2 separate regions of the Homo sapiens genome follow, and region 2 is linked to region 1. A link is a contact called in ENCODE Hi-C or POLR2A ChIA-PET data. All regions are on one chromosome and are shown on one strand. The core of a region is the stretch at or near the end of the contact, and the rest is flanking DNA. Distances in the headings are between cores, read along the strand shown. Region 1 overlaps SPATA31G1 (SPATA31 subfamily G member 1). Region 2 overlaps RUSC2 (RUN and SH3 domain containing 2).

Evidence for each region. A loop is a pair of places that touch in the nucleus more often than their neighbours do. ChIA-PET counts read pairs that join two places held with the same protein, here RNA polymerase II (POLR2A). Pooled maps may share reads with other maps.
Region 2: a loop to region 1 is called in a pooled map, with 4 times the contacts of the local background. The contact joins two enhancer-like sites. A Hi-C loop is called at or near these places in 2 of 50 pooled maps. POLR2A ChIA-PET finds 5 or more read pairs at or near these places in 2 of 52 experiments (activated CD4-positive, alpha-beta T cell and endothelial cell of umbilical vein).

What each region holds. Positions count from the first base shown.
Region 1 is chr9:35,045,175-35,052,845 of GRCh38, reverse strand. SPATA31G1 (SPATA31 subfamily G member 1) reads right to left here. Exons shown (of 2, transcript NM_203299.4): 2 at 6,860-7,671. The coding sequence ends at 6,977. It also overlaps the pseudogene RN7SL338P. Among named protein-coding and RNA genes, the nearest start is that of SPATA31G1, 6.8 kb to the right of the region's middle. Within about 2 kb of position 1,250, at least 2 of the 41 ENCODE cell types and tissues checked have a DNase peak (open chromatin) inside an H3K27ac peak, as active enhancers do.
Region 2 is chr9:35,549,772-35,557,442 of GRCh38, reverse strand. RUSC2 (RUN and SH3 domain containing 2) reads right to left here. Exons shown (of 12, transcript NM_014806.5): 3 at 1,742-2,383; 4 at 1,306-1,491; 5 at 995-1,135. Among named protein-coding and RNA genes, the nearest start is that of CIMIP2B, 10 kb to the left of the region's middle. Within about 2 kb of position 3,347, at least 21 of the 41 ENCODE cell types and tissues checked have a DNase peak (open chromatin) inside an H3K27ac peak, as active enhancers do.

The DNA of each region.
Region 1 (7,671 bases), core at 1-2,500:
GTACTCCATCTCAGCTCAGTGCAACTTCTGCCTCCCGGGCTCAAGTGATTCTCCTGCTTCAAGCCTCCCAAGTAGCTGGGATTGCAGGCATGCACCACCACACCTCTGGCTAATTTTTGTATTTTTAGTAGAGATGGGGTTTCACCCATGTTGGCCAGGCTGGTCTCAAACTCCTGACCTCAGATGATCCACCCACCTCAGCCTCCCAAAGTGCTGGGATTTCAGGCATGAGCTGCTGCACCAGGCCTCGAGTTGATTTTTGTATAAGGTAAGAGATGAGGATCCAGTTTCATTCTTCTACATGTGAGTTGCCAGTTATACCTGTATAGCTGTGAACAAGGTGATAGCTCTTTTGGGGCCTCAAGTTTCTTAGTCTGACAAAATGATTGAAAAATGCTTTCTAAACTGTGGAAGCCTGCATACTTAAACCAAGAGGCAAATTGTATAGGCAGTCCATCTTTCCCCTCACATTATACCTAGAAAGAAACTGGAATGTGATCTTACCGTAGCTGATCACTTTATATAGGGTAAACACTGCGATTAGAGGTTGGGTTTCAGACCAAGAATGTGGTATCAAATAGAGGACCAGCAGTATGCCATAGAGGCAAAAACAAAGATGGAACAACATATCTAATGTCTTAAACTATGTTTATATTTGGCCAGGCGCGGTGGCTCACGTCTGTAATCCCAGCACTTTGGGAGGCTGAGGCGGGTGGATCACGAGGTCAGAAGATCGAGACCATCCTGGCTAACACAGTGAAACCCCGTCTACACTAAAAATACAAAAAATTAGCTGGGTGGTGGCAGGCACCTGTAGTCCCAGCTACTCGGGAGGCTGAGGCAGGAGAATGGCATGAACCCGGGAGGCGGAGCTTGCAGTGAGCCTGGGCGACAGATGGAGACTCCGTCTCAAAAAAAAAAAAAAAAATCGATCTATCTATATATATCTAGATAGATCGATCTAAGGTACTGATCCTACAAATTCCCCTGAAAGTTCAGTGGACACAATGCCCGTGAAGGATGCAGGTCTTCCATTTCAGCTGAACTGTGGCAAGTGTCAAATGGTTTGCTAACCCTTGCTCAGCCCCACAACCCACTAGGAGCTTTAAAATACTTAATATAGGATTTGGATTTTTTTTTTTATAAAGCTACTCAGATAAGTGTGAACTCACGTTCCCATGTAAAATGGAAATTCAGAATTGCATTGTCTTTGGAGACCATAGTAGTGGGAGAGGGAAAAGTACCTTTAGTTCCACCCTTGGCCAGCAGGTGGTGAGTTTTGGACTCAGACCCTGTTGACAGGTTTGAGCTAAATAAAGCTTTGGAACAGAACAGTGACACTAGTGAGAGGAATCAAGGAAGCAGCATGTACCTTCTGACTGGCTGATTCTCAACCAAATATACAGAGTAGAGGGAATATGATAGAGTGGAAAGAGCACTGGATTGAGAATTTGAGCTTGACCTCAGAGAACCTCATGTTAAAGCCTTACTATCAGGAAACAGAAGCTATCAACAAGGCACACAGTGTTAATGGGGCTGCAAGGAAGGCAATGCCATGTAAAATACGGTTTCTAGGCCTTAAAGGAAGGTGGGAAACTTGATGTGGAGAAGTGGAGGAGAACAGTTTGAGGCACAGGTCAGAAAGTACAGCACTTGCTCATAAAGCTTAAAGTTAGACTAGCAACAAGAGTCCTGGGGTAAATTTGGAGAGATCAGGAACCATGTTGTGAAGACCCTCAAATGCCAGGACTGAACTTTCTTACAGGTGTGGGTCATCTGGAGGATTCAGGCAAGAAAGTGACATAGGCTTCAGCGTTAAATAATTCAATTTATTTCTTGTGGCAAAAAAAAAAAAATCCAAATAATTCATCCAACGGTTTCCAAGTGTACAGTACAATATTGTCAATCACATGTACGTGGTTATGCGTAGACACTTTACATTAAATAACCTTTTATTTTTATAGAAGCAGTAATGTGCATTGTAGAAATTTAGAAAAATAGGCCAGGGCGTGGTGGCTCACACTGGTAATCCCAGCATTTTGGGAGGCCAAGGCAAGCAGATCGCTTTAGCTTGGGAGTTTGAGACCAGACTGGGCAACTTGGTAAGACCTCATCTCTACAAAAAATACAAAAATTAGCTGGGTATGGTTGTGTGTGCTGGTAGTCCTAGCTACTTGGGAGGCTGAGGTAGGAAGATCACTTGAGCTCAGGAGGTAGAGGCCACAGTGAACAGTGATCTTACCACTGCACTTCAGCCTGGGTGACAGAATGAGACCCTGTCTAAGAAAGAAATTGGTAAAAATATAAGCAAAATTAAAAAAATATTTCCAATAACCAGAGGTCATCACTGTTTTAATAACTTTAGTGCATATGTTTCTGGATCTTTTTTGTGTATGTGTACGTGTCTATACATGTGGTATTTTTAAACCCAAATTGAGATCATACTGCATTATAACTTTTTCGTTTTGGTCAGTATCTTTTTTTTTTTTTTTTTTGAGATGGAGTCTTGCTGTGTTGCCCAGGCTAGAGTCCAGTGGTGAGATCTCGGCTCACTGCAAGCTCCACCTCTTGGGTTCACGCCATTCTCCTGCCTCAGCCTCCCTAGTAGCTGGGACTACAGGCACCCACCACCAAGCCCGGCTAATTTTTTTGTATTTTTGGTAGAGACAGGGTTTCACCATGTTAGCCAGGATGGTCTCGATCTGCTGACCTCGTGATCCACCACCGCCTCGGCCTCCCAAAGTGCTGGGATTACAGATGTGAGCCACCGTGCCCGGCCTTGGTCAGTATCTTTACCTTTCCCTTTATGTAAATGTTCTTGGTTGAGCGTGGTGATGGTGGCTCATGCCTATAATCCCAGCACTTTGAGAGGTCGAGACAGGAGGATTGGTTGAGGCCGGGAGTTTGAGACCAGTCTGGGCAACAAGAGTGAGTCCTCATTTCTACAAAAAATAAAAAAAAAAGTTTGCTGGGCATGGTGGTACACAGCTGTAGTCCTAGCTACTCAGGAGGCTGAGGCAGGAGGATCACTTAAGCCCAGGAGTTAGAGGCTGCAGTGAGCTGTGATTACACCACTGCACCCTAGCCTGGGTGACAGAGCATGACCCTGTCCCTAAAAGCAAAATTCTAGAGGTCAAGAACCAAACTAGATACCCATACCATATTCGGAGTTTCCCCCAAGCGACCCAAATATCATTCACAGCTATTTGGACCAAACCAATATCTAACCTAGGTCCACAAGTTGGCATCTGTTAGATTCCTTTATTCAAACTTTGAAAAATAAGAGACAGGGTTTCGTTCTGTTGCTCAGGCTAAGAGTGTAGTGGCTATTTACGGGTGCTATATCGCTACTGATCTGTGCAGGAATTTTATCTGCTGTGTTTCCCACCTGGGCCAGTTCACCCCTTCTTAGGCACTGGTGGTCCCCCACTTCTGGAAGGTCACCATTATTGATGCCAAACTTAGCATCATTCGGTTCCCAATCGTCATGGCACACTACATCCTGGGCTCAAGGGATTCTCCTGCCTCAGCCTCCCAAGTAGCTGGGCTTATAAGTATGTACCACCACCCCTAGCCTTTTACTCAAACTTTTATGACACTTGTTGAAGAGATCGGGGCAGTTGATCTCCAGAGAATTGTAGCCATGTGCAGGATGGATTAGAAGGAATAGAGCAACCAATTTAGTGAGAAATAATGACTAAGACAATAGTGATGGTGGAAATGGAGAGGGGAAGATGGATTTGAAATACATTTCATAGGTATAATTGACAAGTTTTGTTTTGTTTTGTTTTGTTTTTTTGAGATGGAGTCTTGCTCTATTGCCCAGGCTGGAGTGCAGTGGCATGATCTCAGCTCACTGCAACCTCCGCCTCCTGGTTCAAACAATTCTTCTGCCTCAGCCTCCCAAGTAGCTGGGATTACAGGTGCACACCACCACACCCGGCTAATTTTTGTGTTTTTAGTAGAGATGGGGTACCACCCAGGCTGGTATCGATCTCCTGACCTCAAATGATCCTCCTACCTCGGCCTGCCAAAGTGCTGGGATTACACGCATGAGCCACTGAGCCTGGCTGACAAGATTTGGTGATGGCTTAGATCAGGGAGGAAGGAAGAGTCAAAGCTTAAGTATTTAGGTGGATGTCATGCATTTTGATAGGAATGGGCGTGTTGGAGGAAAAAGTTAAAGGGAAAATACGTTTTTGGACAAGTCAAATATGAGATAATGTCTGGTATGCTGTTGAATATGGGGACCTGAAGCCTAGAGATGCTTAGAAATGACTCATGTTTTTACAATACACCATATTTAATGGAATGGGCTCAAGACATTCTATTTTTAAAAAATGGTATTGGTAAATTGGACATGATTTTGGGGAAGGTTAGATTATCACCTCATACCATAAAAATCGGTAATCTAAAACATAAATATGCAAAATTATCAAAGTGCCAGGAGAAAATGTTTTAGAAGTCATGAAGTAAAGTGTTGGTAGATTTAACTACATAAAAAAATTTTTCTTTGATACAATAGAAGTCACCATAAAATTAGCCAATAAGATACAAATTGGAAGAAAATATTTGGAACATACATAATAGTTTGGGTCACTATCTCTGTAGGCAGGATCATGGCCCTCAAGATGCCCACGTCGTAATCCTTGGAACCTATGTATATATTATTTCACATGGAAAAAGGGGCATTAAGGTTCCAGGTGGAATTAAGGTTGCTAATCAACTGACTTCATTTATTTATTTAGAGACAGGGTCTTGCTCTGTCGTCAAGGCTGGAGTGCAGTGACATGATCTTGGCAACCTCCGCCTCCTGGGTTCAAGCGATTCTCCTGCCTCAACCTCCGGAGTAGCTGGGATTACAGGCACACATACCATGCCAGGCTAATTTTTGTATTTTTAGTAGAGATGGGGTTTTGCCATATTGGCCAGACTGGTCTTGAACTCCTGGCCGCAAACGATCCAGCTGCCCTGGCCTCCTGAAATGCTGGGACTGTTAAGGCATGAGCCACTGCTGCGCCTGGCTATCAACTGACTTTAAATTGGAAGGGTGTCCTGGATTATTCAGCTTTGTCCAGTGTAATCATAAGGGTCCTTAAAAGTGGAAGAGGTAGGGTCGGGCGCAGTGGTTCATGTCTGTAATCCCAGCACTTTTTGGGAGGCCGAGGCGGGTGGATCACTTGAGGTCAGGAGTTTGAGACCAGCCTGACCAACATGGAGAAACTCCATCTCTATTAAAAATACAAAATTAGCCAGGCGTGGTGGCGCATGCCTGTAATCCAAGCTACTCAGGAGGCTGAGGCAGGAGAATCACTTGAACACAGGAGGCAGAGGTTGCAGTGAGCCGAGATTGTGCCATTGCACTCCAGCGTGGGTGATAAGAGTGAAACTCTGTCTCAAAAAAAAAAAAAAAAAAAATGGCTCACGCCTGTAATCCCAGCACTTTGGGAGGCCAAGGCGGGCGGATCACGAGGTTAGGAGTTCGAGACCATCCTGGCTAACATGGTGAAACCCTGTCTCTACTAAAAATACAAAAAAATTAGCCCGGCGTAGGTGGTGCACACCTGTAGTCCCAGCTACTCGGGAGGCTGAGGCAGGAGAACGGCATAAAACCTGGGAGGCGGAGCTTGCAGTGAGCCGAGTTCGTGCCACTGCACTCCAGCCTGGGAGACAGAGCGAGACTCCATCTCAAAAAAAAAAAAAAAAAAAAAAGTGGAAGAGGGAGGCAGAAGAGGTCAGAGTGATACAATGTGAGAAGAACTTGACTTGCCTTTGCTAGCTTTAAAGATAGAAGAAGGGGGTCAGTAACCAAGGAATGTGGGCAGCCTCTAGAAACTGGGAAAGGCAAGGAGTGAATCCTACCCAGAGCCTAGAGAAAAGGATGTAGGCCTGCCAACCCCTTGATTTTAGCCCTGTGAGACATGTGTCAGACTTTTTTTGCGGGGAGGAGACAGGGTCTCTTTTGCCCAGGCTGGCATGTAGTGGTGCAGTGGCTCACTGTAGCCTTGACCTCTCTGGTTCAGGTGATCCTCCCACCTCACCTTGCCCAGTAGCTGGGACTATAGGCATGCACCACCATGCCCAGCTAATTTTTGTGGTTTTTTTGTTTTTTTTTTTTTGTAGAGACAGGGTTTTGTCATGTTGCCCAGGCTGGTCTCAAACTTCTGGGCTCATGCTATCAGCCCATCTCAGCCTCCCAAAGTGTTGGGATTACAGATGTGAGCCACTGCACCCAGGCTCCGTGTCAGACTTCTGACAAAATAAATTTGTTTTGTGGTAATTTGTTACAGCAGCAGTAGAAAACTGTAATACATTGACTAATACAATGTCCAACAAATAGTGCATTAGAAAATGGGTAGAGGATATGACCCGGTGATTATAGAAATCCAGACGGTTACTAGACGTATTAAAAGACACTTGTTTTCATGGCCTTGGAGATGGATGAGCTGACCCAGGGAGAGAAAAGAGCAGAGGGCTGAGAAGAAATGGTCAGAAAGATACGTGGAGAACTTACAGGTCAAGTGGATGAAGAAGAGAACAATACCCAGGACAAAGCACAGTTGCCTAGACTCAGATGACCTGTGCTCGTGTGAATGGATGTAGTTTTTTGTTCACATGCTGTGAAGTCGTTCCCTCTCAAGGGCGGCTTTGGGCTATGCTGACCTGGCCCTGTAGCCTCACCCTATAGAGTAGGGATGTGTGGACTCCAGATGTGATCATCTGTGAAGATCCACAAAAGAGTTAAGCCTGCAGAATCCTGAGTGCTCTACTGGGACTTGAAACTGAGGGGCTATGGCTGTAGCAGAATTGGGAATTGACATTTTCAGTACCCTAGATTCCAAAGAAGACATGAATGGGATTTATCTAATTCAGCTAGTTTATTAGAATTTCCATTTCTTGTCTCCACATCCCCACCTTCCCCCTGGTTTGGCTTCAGGTCTTGGCATACCAAGTGCTAGTATTACCAGCCTTTTCTCTACTGACTAGATTTGGTGGGTAGGGGTCGATGGTTATCCAGGCATTTGGCTAACACCTTTTGCAAACCCCTGGTAAGGGAAGCCTTGAGGGTAGGGAAGGAGAGATACTTCTCCATGTGGGCCCAAGGACAGTGCTTACAGTGGCGAGGGGTCAGGATGTCACTTGCTCTTCGCCCTGCCTCTGGCTGATCCTGGGGACCCGAAGCTTTGGGGAGAAGCAGCTGGGGAAGAGCAGTGTGTTGAGAGCTCTGGCCCCTGTGTTGAGACCTTTGGGGAAATGTGCTTACAGGGGCCTCTACTAGGCTTCTGGCCTGGGCAGGGTGGTTCTTCCCTGTGACTGTGGATAACCCCAACCTTGCAGTCCCTCTTCTATGGTCTCCTGCTTTGGGTTTCCTAGGGTGCTCTCTCTTTTTGGCTGAGGATGAGGCTGAAGCCTTGTCCTTTCTCTTGCCTGAGACCAGAACCTTAGAGTTTGAGGGTTCTCCTGGGCCTGGAGATAGATAGTCCACACCAGCCTCCATGTGTACACATGGCCCTTGGGATGGGACCTGGCTCACCATCTTCCCCTTCATTTTCTCCCCTCTCTGAGACCCTTGTTCCGCCCTGCCAGACTCCTGTGGCTGAAGCTGGGAAGAGGATTGGAAGTGATGACAGTGGGAGGACTGGACAGGCTGAGGTACTGTGCGCTGAACTT
Region 2 (7,671 bases), core at 2,098-4,597, 500 kb before region 1:
CAGAGAACAGAGTTCCCTAGTTATAAACTCCTTTAACTTCCCTCTACCTCCAAAATCCATAACAATCTCATATGTACACCCCTCACTCCCCTGCCCACTTGCATCCCCTTCGCGTCCTGGAGGAAGGTGGCCGTTTCCCTTCTTGCCCGGGTTCTTTCTCCCTGAGCTCTGATTCTCCCCTTCTGCCTTTGCAAGGAACTTCAGCTCTCTCTTCACAGGCTCATCTTCAGCCCACAATTATGCTCAGTTCTCTCCATCTCCCTAAAAATGTTCTTAGTTCAGTGGTCACTTATTTGCTAAATAGTGTGGGTCTTGTCAATCTTCATCTTACTAGATGTCACCAACACTCTTACCCAAGCTGCTGGGCCCTCTAGTACCTTCACCCGCCCCCTCCAAGAGCACTGAGGCATTTTTTGATGACATGGAAGCCTCCTCATGAGACTTTGCTCACTGCAGGAAGGGACCGGAGCGTGACTCTGAAAGCCTCTGATGAATGACCCTTGCTCACTCACATGCACTCATGATACACAGCACACAGCTTCCTCCTCTGGCCCCAGAGCCTGTGTGCTCCAACACCTTCCCAGCACCTGGAGATTTGTTTGTGGTTTTCTTTTGAAAAGGAGTTTTCAGTTTTGTTGCCCAGGCTGGAGTGCAATGGTGTGATCTTGGCTCACTGCAACCTCCACCTCCTGGGTTCAAGTAATTCTCCTGCCTCAGCCTCCCGAGTAGCTGGGATTACACGCGCCCACCACAACACCCAGCTAATTTTTTTTTGTGTTTTTAGTAGAGATGGGGTTTCACCATGTTGGCCAGGCTGGCCTCGAACTCCTGACCTCATGATCCACCTGCCTTGGCCTCCCAAAGTGCTGGGATTACAGGCGTGAGCCACTGGGCCCAGCCAGCACTTAGAGGTTTCAGACTGGCTAGGTAGTAGGGCAAGTGTGAGGAGGTAGTGACAGCAGAGTCCCTGGCCTGAGCTGGGGGTTGTATGCACCTTTTTTCTGAAGCAGGTCAATGGAAATGGCCTCTGAGCTGCCATCTGGGGACAGACAAAACTCAGCTGGAGGCTTCTCCGTCAAGGAAAAGGGGTCCTGGAAGTCAGGGCAGGTCAGTGGTAACGGCTTCACTGCTTGGCCTGGAAAGAAGAGAAAAATCAATCCTGAGCAACTCTCAGTGCAGGAGTTCCAGGCCAGTTCAGTGCCTCGTACCGTCTGAGACACGTTCCTTTGGGACTGACCCCTTCTCTAGCCCTTTCCAGCCATGGCAGAGCCTGCCCCGGGTGTACTGGGGACCCTGCTCACACACCATTCAGCCGGCAGTTCAGATGGCTGGCAGCACTGAGGGAGCCAGGGAACTCAAAGATAGGGTTTCTTCGGGCCAGCCGAGCTTCTTGTGATCTTCGGTCTAGGCTCCCTGACAAACCAGGTGGCCCTAGTGGGTTCTTCCTCCTGTATTCCCGCCACTTGAGGGCTTGAGGGGATAGGTGGTTGGCTGGAAGCAGAACAGATTAGCAGAAAGACAAGAGTTGGCAGGAGACAGCGAGACAGAGTTTCACATCCACCCAGTGGGCCCATATGAAACACTAGATTATCTGTGGATATTATCTACAGATGCTGAGGGAGGGATGCAGACATCCTAACCTCTGGCCCCAGGTGAGAGTGTAAGCAACCACTCAAAGGGGAGGTGGTGGAAGTGCTTGCGTGAGGTGGCGGGTTGGGTAGGGAGATGCTGGAGCTCGTACCATTACTGGGCCTGGTGGCCATGCTGCCCTCACCACCTCCCCGGGCCAGGCTCTCTGCTCGGCTGAGGCCAGATCGCCAGGAGCCCAGAGGCGGCAAGCTTCCTGTTCCATGGAGCCGGTACTCAGTCAAGGTCAGTATCTTCTGATCCTCCTTCTGCGGCTGCTGGGAGGTGGCAGGCCGGACAGCAGAAGGACAGGAGTGGCTCCATGGGGGCAGGCTTTCTGTGGCTGTGGGCTGCTCTGGGGGAGGGGAGCACGAAGTGGAGGCAGAAGAGTCAGTGCTGGGCCCAAAGGGGCCAACACTCCGGATGGGGGAGTAGCTGCCCAGGGGCGATGGCCGAGAGGTCTCTGGCTCAGACCCAGCTTTCCTGGCACCTCTGCCAGTGGCTCGGGGAGTGGATGCCTGCGGTTCCCCTGAGGGAGCTGGGACTGAGACTTGAGCAGCAGGGGCAGCCAGTGGGGCAGGCTGCTGTGTACGGCTGCAGCCTGAGAGGCTGTAGAGCTGGGAAAGGCTGTGGAGGGCCCGGGCCTTGGCCAGCTGCTTGGGGAAGTGGTGCTGGAACACGAAGGGCTGGATGGGCAGTGTGGTTGGCCTCTGTTCCTTGCTGTAGCGAAGGACTGGTCGGCTCTCGGTGCCACCCCCTGTAGCAAAGGGATGGAGAAGAAATCAGTAGACAGACACTGAAACCCATATGAGAGAAAACCCAGAAGCAGAGATGGGAGAGGGGAGAGGGGCAGGGACCTGGCTGGCAGGAATTGAATGGGGTAGAAGTTCGTGGAATGGGACACTGCTCCCCTCTTTTGTAAAACGCTTCCTATTGCTTTTATGGTGCTGGACTGTCTTGTACCTCTCTGCTGTTCAGTCCCTCTTCATTTTCTTGACTCCAAAGGTGAGTGTATCTTAAGGCTCAACTCTTGCATCTCACCTTACACTTTATTTCTTGAGAAGTTTTGAGTTCAGACTTCTACGGGATGACTCCCAAACCCACAGCTTTAGCCTGGACCTTCCTCTTCATCTCCAGATCATTCTGCTTTATAGTTCTGCTTTCACTTAAAATGTGCTATAACCGCTTATCCATCACCTTTCTCCTTTTTTCCGATGACTTCCATTTCTATCAATGGCAGAACCATTTTCTTTGTTTCTAAGTCTTGGAGTCACAGTCACACACATTTTCAGTGATGAAAATGTTTCAGATGTTACTGACTTCAAGCTTTTGCTCATTATCCCATCTCCAATCATGCCAGCACATTTCATTCCTGAGCATATCGAACCATAGTAAGATATTTCTTTACTTGCAGCCTACCTGTTATCTGTATCTACCCCCACTCCCACTCTTTTCACGATCCTGGCATTGGAACCTCAGAGTCCACATTTGCTCCCCCTGAACGGAGGTATGTTCCCCAAGGCTGGGCCTCTCCTGTTCTTTCAGGCAGTCTTCAGGTCAATGTCCTTCAAAACGTGGTGCTCAGAACTAAACACAAAACTCCAGGACACTGGAGTGGGACAGTGGATGGACTGCACTTCCAACAAAACACTGTAGATCTCCGAATAAACGTAAGATGGCGCTATAAGCACGCACCCGGCCTAAAGCCCTGGTGAAAGCTCACCAGCAGTGGGGCTCAGTAGCTCTGCGAGGCGGGAATTAGTTCTCTTACTTGACATATTAGGAAATGTGAAATGTAGACAGATTAAAGCACTTGCTCAAGGTCAAACAACTAGGAAGTGGCAGAGCTAGAATTCTGCCTAACCCAGAGTCTGATTTCAGAGCCACTGTTCTTTTTACCACATTGTACTACATGTGAAATTGTATCAGGCCAGGTTTTCCTATCCCTCATCTTATTTACATCAAAGAGTCAGAGGGGATGGGGACCACAATCCCATTAGGGAGGTGCTTCTGAATCACTCCCAGGGGACACTTTCAAGCTCCACCCTCCTGCTATACCCAGTCACTGCTTACACAGACTCTGCATTCTCCCTGGCCCACTGTGCTCCAGCCACACTTCCCCGTCCTTAAACACACCAGATGCATGAACATCTCCGGGCCTTTTGCACCTGCTTTTCTTTCTGTCTGAATCTTCTCACCATTCAGGCATCAGCTCAAATATCACCCCCTCAATAAGACCTTCTCTGACTACGTCAGCCCCTCTGGCAAGTTGCTCTCTATCCCATTACCCTGTTTCATTTTCTTTTCAGCATTGTTGAACTTTCCAGCAATTAAAAGTTGTCCTTTTAATGTGTTTATTGTCCATTACTGCTCCTAAGAGCTCCAGAAAAGTGGGGATTTTATATTGTTCACTGCTGGATCCATAATGCCTGGAACAGAGGCTGGCACACAGTATGGAGTGAAAAACCATCTGTTAAATGAGGGAATCTCCACGGTCACTCTTGATTCAAGCCAGTCTCACTACAACCAGAAGCTTCTTACATACACCAACTAGCTTCTGAGATACAAATTTTATCTCCCAGAATAAAGTCTAATCTTCTCAGTGAGCTAGTTGCCCACACCTGCTACGAGCTAGGCTGCTCTCCCTTCAGACTTCCACACCTGCCCCCACTGACCCTACTCTTCCCAGTCCATCCCTGTCATGAAGCCCACTGCTTTTCCCATCAGGAATGTGTCCTTCCTTTCCGCCTATTTAAGTATCAGTTTTCAAGGCTGAGCTGACTCTGGCTATCGGATTAGGTCATCCCAACCACAGCATTATTATACCCCCTATACAAAGTATGTCTGAATTAGACTGCTTATTCCTACCCTTTTAAAACTCCTCTCTGCTAAGTTCCCAGGATACAGACTGAGGCAGAGGAATAAGATCAGGTAAGAAGGGGGCCCCTGTGGGGAATGGGTCTTAGTTCTACCCTCAGGGAATACACAGAATAAGTTTTCTCACTTTTCTATGTGACATTCATTAAGAAAACCAGAGACAGAGACCGTATTCACCCGAGTCAGTTTTTCTCTAGGTTAAATAGCCCCAGTCCCCCAGTTCCTCAGTTCCTTCTTAAGATGTGGTACCCAGAACTCAATGGAATACCACTGAGCACTCACTGGTTCGGAGGAGTGAGAGACTATCCACTCTTTCTTTCTGGAGTCTATGAATGAATCCAGTCATCTTAACTTTTTGGAAGCTCTACCAACTGCTGACTCAATCTGAGTTTGCAATCAAATATCCCAAATCAACTCAAGTGCAGGTTACATATCAAACTTCACATTGGTCTCTGCTTTATTAGTTTTGTTCTTTCAAGATTCAGTAAGATCCCTTTAAATCTTGATTCTGCTGCTCAGTATCTCAAAGAGCCGTCTCAGCTGCCTTTTTTATTTTTATTTTTTAATTTACTTTTTTCTGAGACAGAGTCTCACTTTGTCACCCATGCTGGAGTGCAGTGGCGTGATCTCAGCTTACTGCAACTTCCGCCTTCCAGGTTCAAGCGATTATTGTGCCTCAGCCTCCCGGGTAGATGGGACTACAGGCGTGCGCCACCATGCCTAGCTAATTTTTGTATTTTTAGTAGAGATGGGGTTTCTCCATGTTGGCCAGGCTGGTCTCGAACTCCTGGCCTCAAATGATTTCCCCACCTCAGCCTCCCAAAGTGCTGGGATTACAGGCATGAGCCACCACACCTGGCCTACTTTAATTTTTTTTAGAGACAGGATCTCACTTTTTGCCCAGGCTGGGATGCAGTGGTGCAATCATAGCTCACTGTGCCTCAAACTCCTGGGCTCAGGCGATCCTCCTGCCTCAGCCTCCCGAGTAGCTAGGACTACAGGCATGTGCCATCACTCCCAGCTGTTTTTAAATTTTTTTTTCTGTAGACACAGGGTCTCACTATATTGCCCAGGCTGGTCTCAAACCCCTGGCTTCAAGTGATCCTCCTGCCTCAGCCTCCCAAAGTGCTGGGATTATAGGTGTGAGCCACCATGCCCAGCCGACCTTCTCAGCTTCCTATACTGTCATTCCTAGATTGGATCAACCTGTCCCTTCTTTTGTCATTCAAAGCTTGATGAATTGTCATTCATTTTTGATTTAGAAAAAAGCTGTACAGAATCAAGAGAAGACTGGAGACTTATGGAACAGAGCAGCATGTTGATATGTCTTAATCTGATAGAGAAAACACATCTCTGACCAGGATATTTCTTGCCCTCAGAATGCCAGTCATAGTATCCCACGAGATGCACCCAGCAGACAGACACTGCAGTCTAAGGGAGTGGGTTCAAAGGACCCAGTCAATCCTTGCTGTTTCTGATCCTGCCCCTTCCCTAGAGATCTCCCTCCCATGCCCACCCCAAGGACAGCTCTTCAGTGTATGTTAGGAACATGAAGTCTTCTGATGGACTGTGATCTCCCTGACAGCACAGATATTATTTATGGTTTTAAAACATTTTCTTTTGTGAAGCCAACAGACCCAACCTAAGGCTACAGCACAGCTGTGAGCCTCTGCTATCCCTGCTTTACCTCCCTTTCCTTCTAAACCCTCTGAGATCTGGCTTCCACTCTCACTACTCCTGAATGTTGCCTTCAGGATTCTTCATTATCTTAGGTGATTTCTCTTTAGAACTCTTTTGGTTCAAACTTTTTTTAAACTTTCTCCTCCTTTGGTTCCTGTGACTTCACTCTCTCCTGGTTTTTCTTTTTTTTTGAGACGGACTCTCACTTTGTCACCCAGACTGGAGTGCAGTGGCATAATCTTGGCTCACTGCAACCTCTGCCTCCCAGGTTCAAGCGATTCTCCTGCCTCAGCCTCCCATGTAGCTGGAACTACAGGCACCCGCCACCACACCTAATTTTTGTATTTTTAGTAGAGATGGGGTTTCACCATGTTGGTCAGGCTGGTGAACTCCTGACCTCAGGTGACCCGCGCACCTCGGCCTCCCGAAGTGCTAGGATTACAGGCATGAGCCACCATGCCCGGCCTCTCCTGGTTTTTCTTCTATTGTCCTAATTCTTCTGTCTCTTTTGAGGGTGCTGCTCATCCCTTAAGTCACAGTATCCCCTTCTTCCCTTTATAACTCAACACATTCTCCCTGGATCCTCTCTCAGCCACACACATAGCTTCAGCTACCACTTTTGTTTTTTATTTTTGAGACAGAGTCTCACTCTGTTTCCCAAGCTGGAGTGCAGTGGCATGATCTAGGCTCACTGCAACCTCTGTCTCCTGGGTTCAAGCGATTCTCCTGCCTCGGCCTTCCATGTCGCTGGGATTACAGGCGTGCACCACCACACCCGGCTAATTTTTGTATTTTTAGTAGAGATGGGGTTTCACCATGTTGGCCAGGCTGGTCTTGAACTCCCGAACTCAGGTGATCTGCCTGCCTCAGTCTCCTAAAGTGCTGGGACTATAGGTATGAGTCACCACGCCCAGCAAGTGCCAGCTACCACTTTTATTCCAATGACTTTCCAATCTACACAGTGCTTTCTCCTGACTTCAGGAAGACACCCCTTCCAGTCCATCTTCTACCCAAACAACCAGTGATCCAATTACTTTTTTTTTTTTTTTGAGGTGGAGTTTCGCTCTTGTTGCCCAGGCTGGAGTGCAGTGGCGTGATCTCGGCTCACTGCAATCTCCATCCCAGATTCAAGTGATTCTCCTGCCTCAGCCTCCAGAGTAGCTGGGATTACAGGCATGCGCCACCATGCCTAGCTAATTTTTGTATTATTAGTAGAGATGGGGTTTTACCATGTTGGCCAGGCTGGTCTTGAAAACCTGACCTGAGGTGATCCGCCCGCCTTGGCCTCCCAAAGTGCTGGGATTACAGGTGTAAGCCACTGTGCCCAGCCCAATTACTTTTTTTTTAAACAAGGCCTGAAGGAACAACCAACCAGTGATCTTTCTAAATGCAAATCAAAACATATAATTAAGCAGACAGAAAAACCAAACCAAACAAAAACAAACAAATGCCAAAAGCCATTTCTCTAAAATTTTTCAGTGGTTCCAC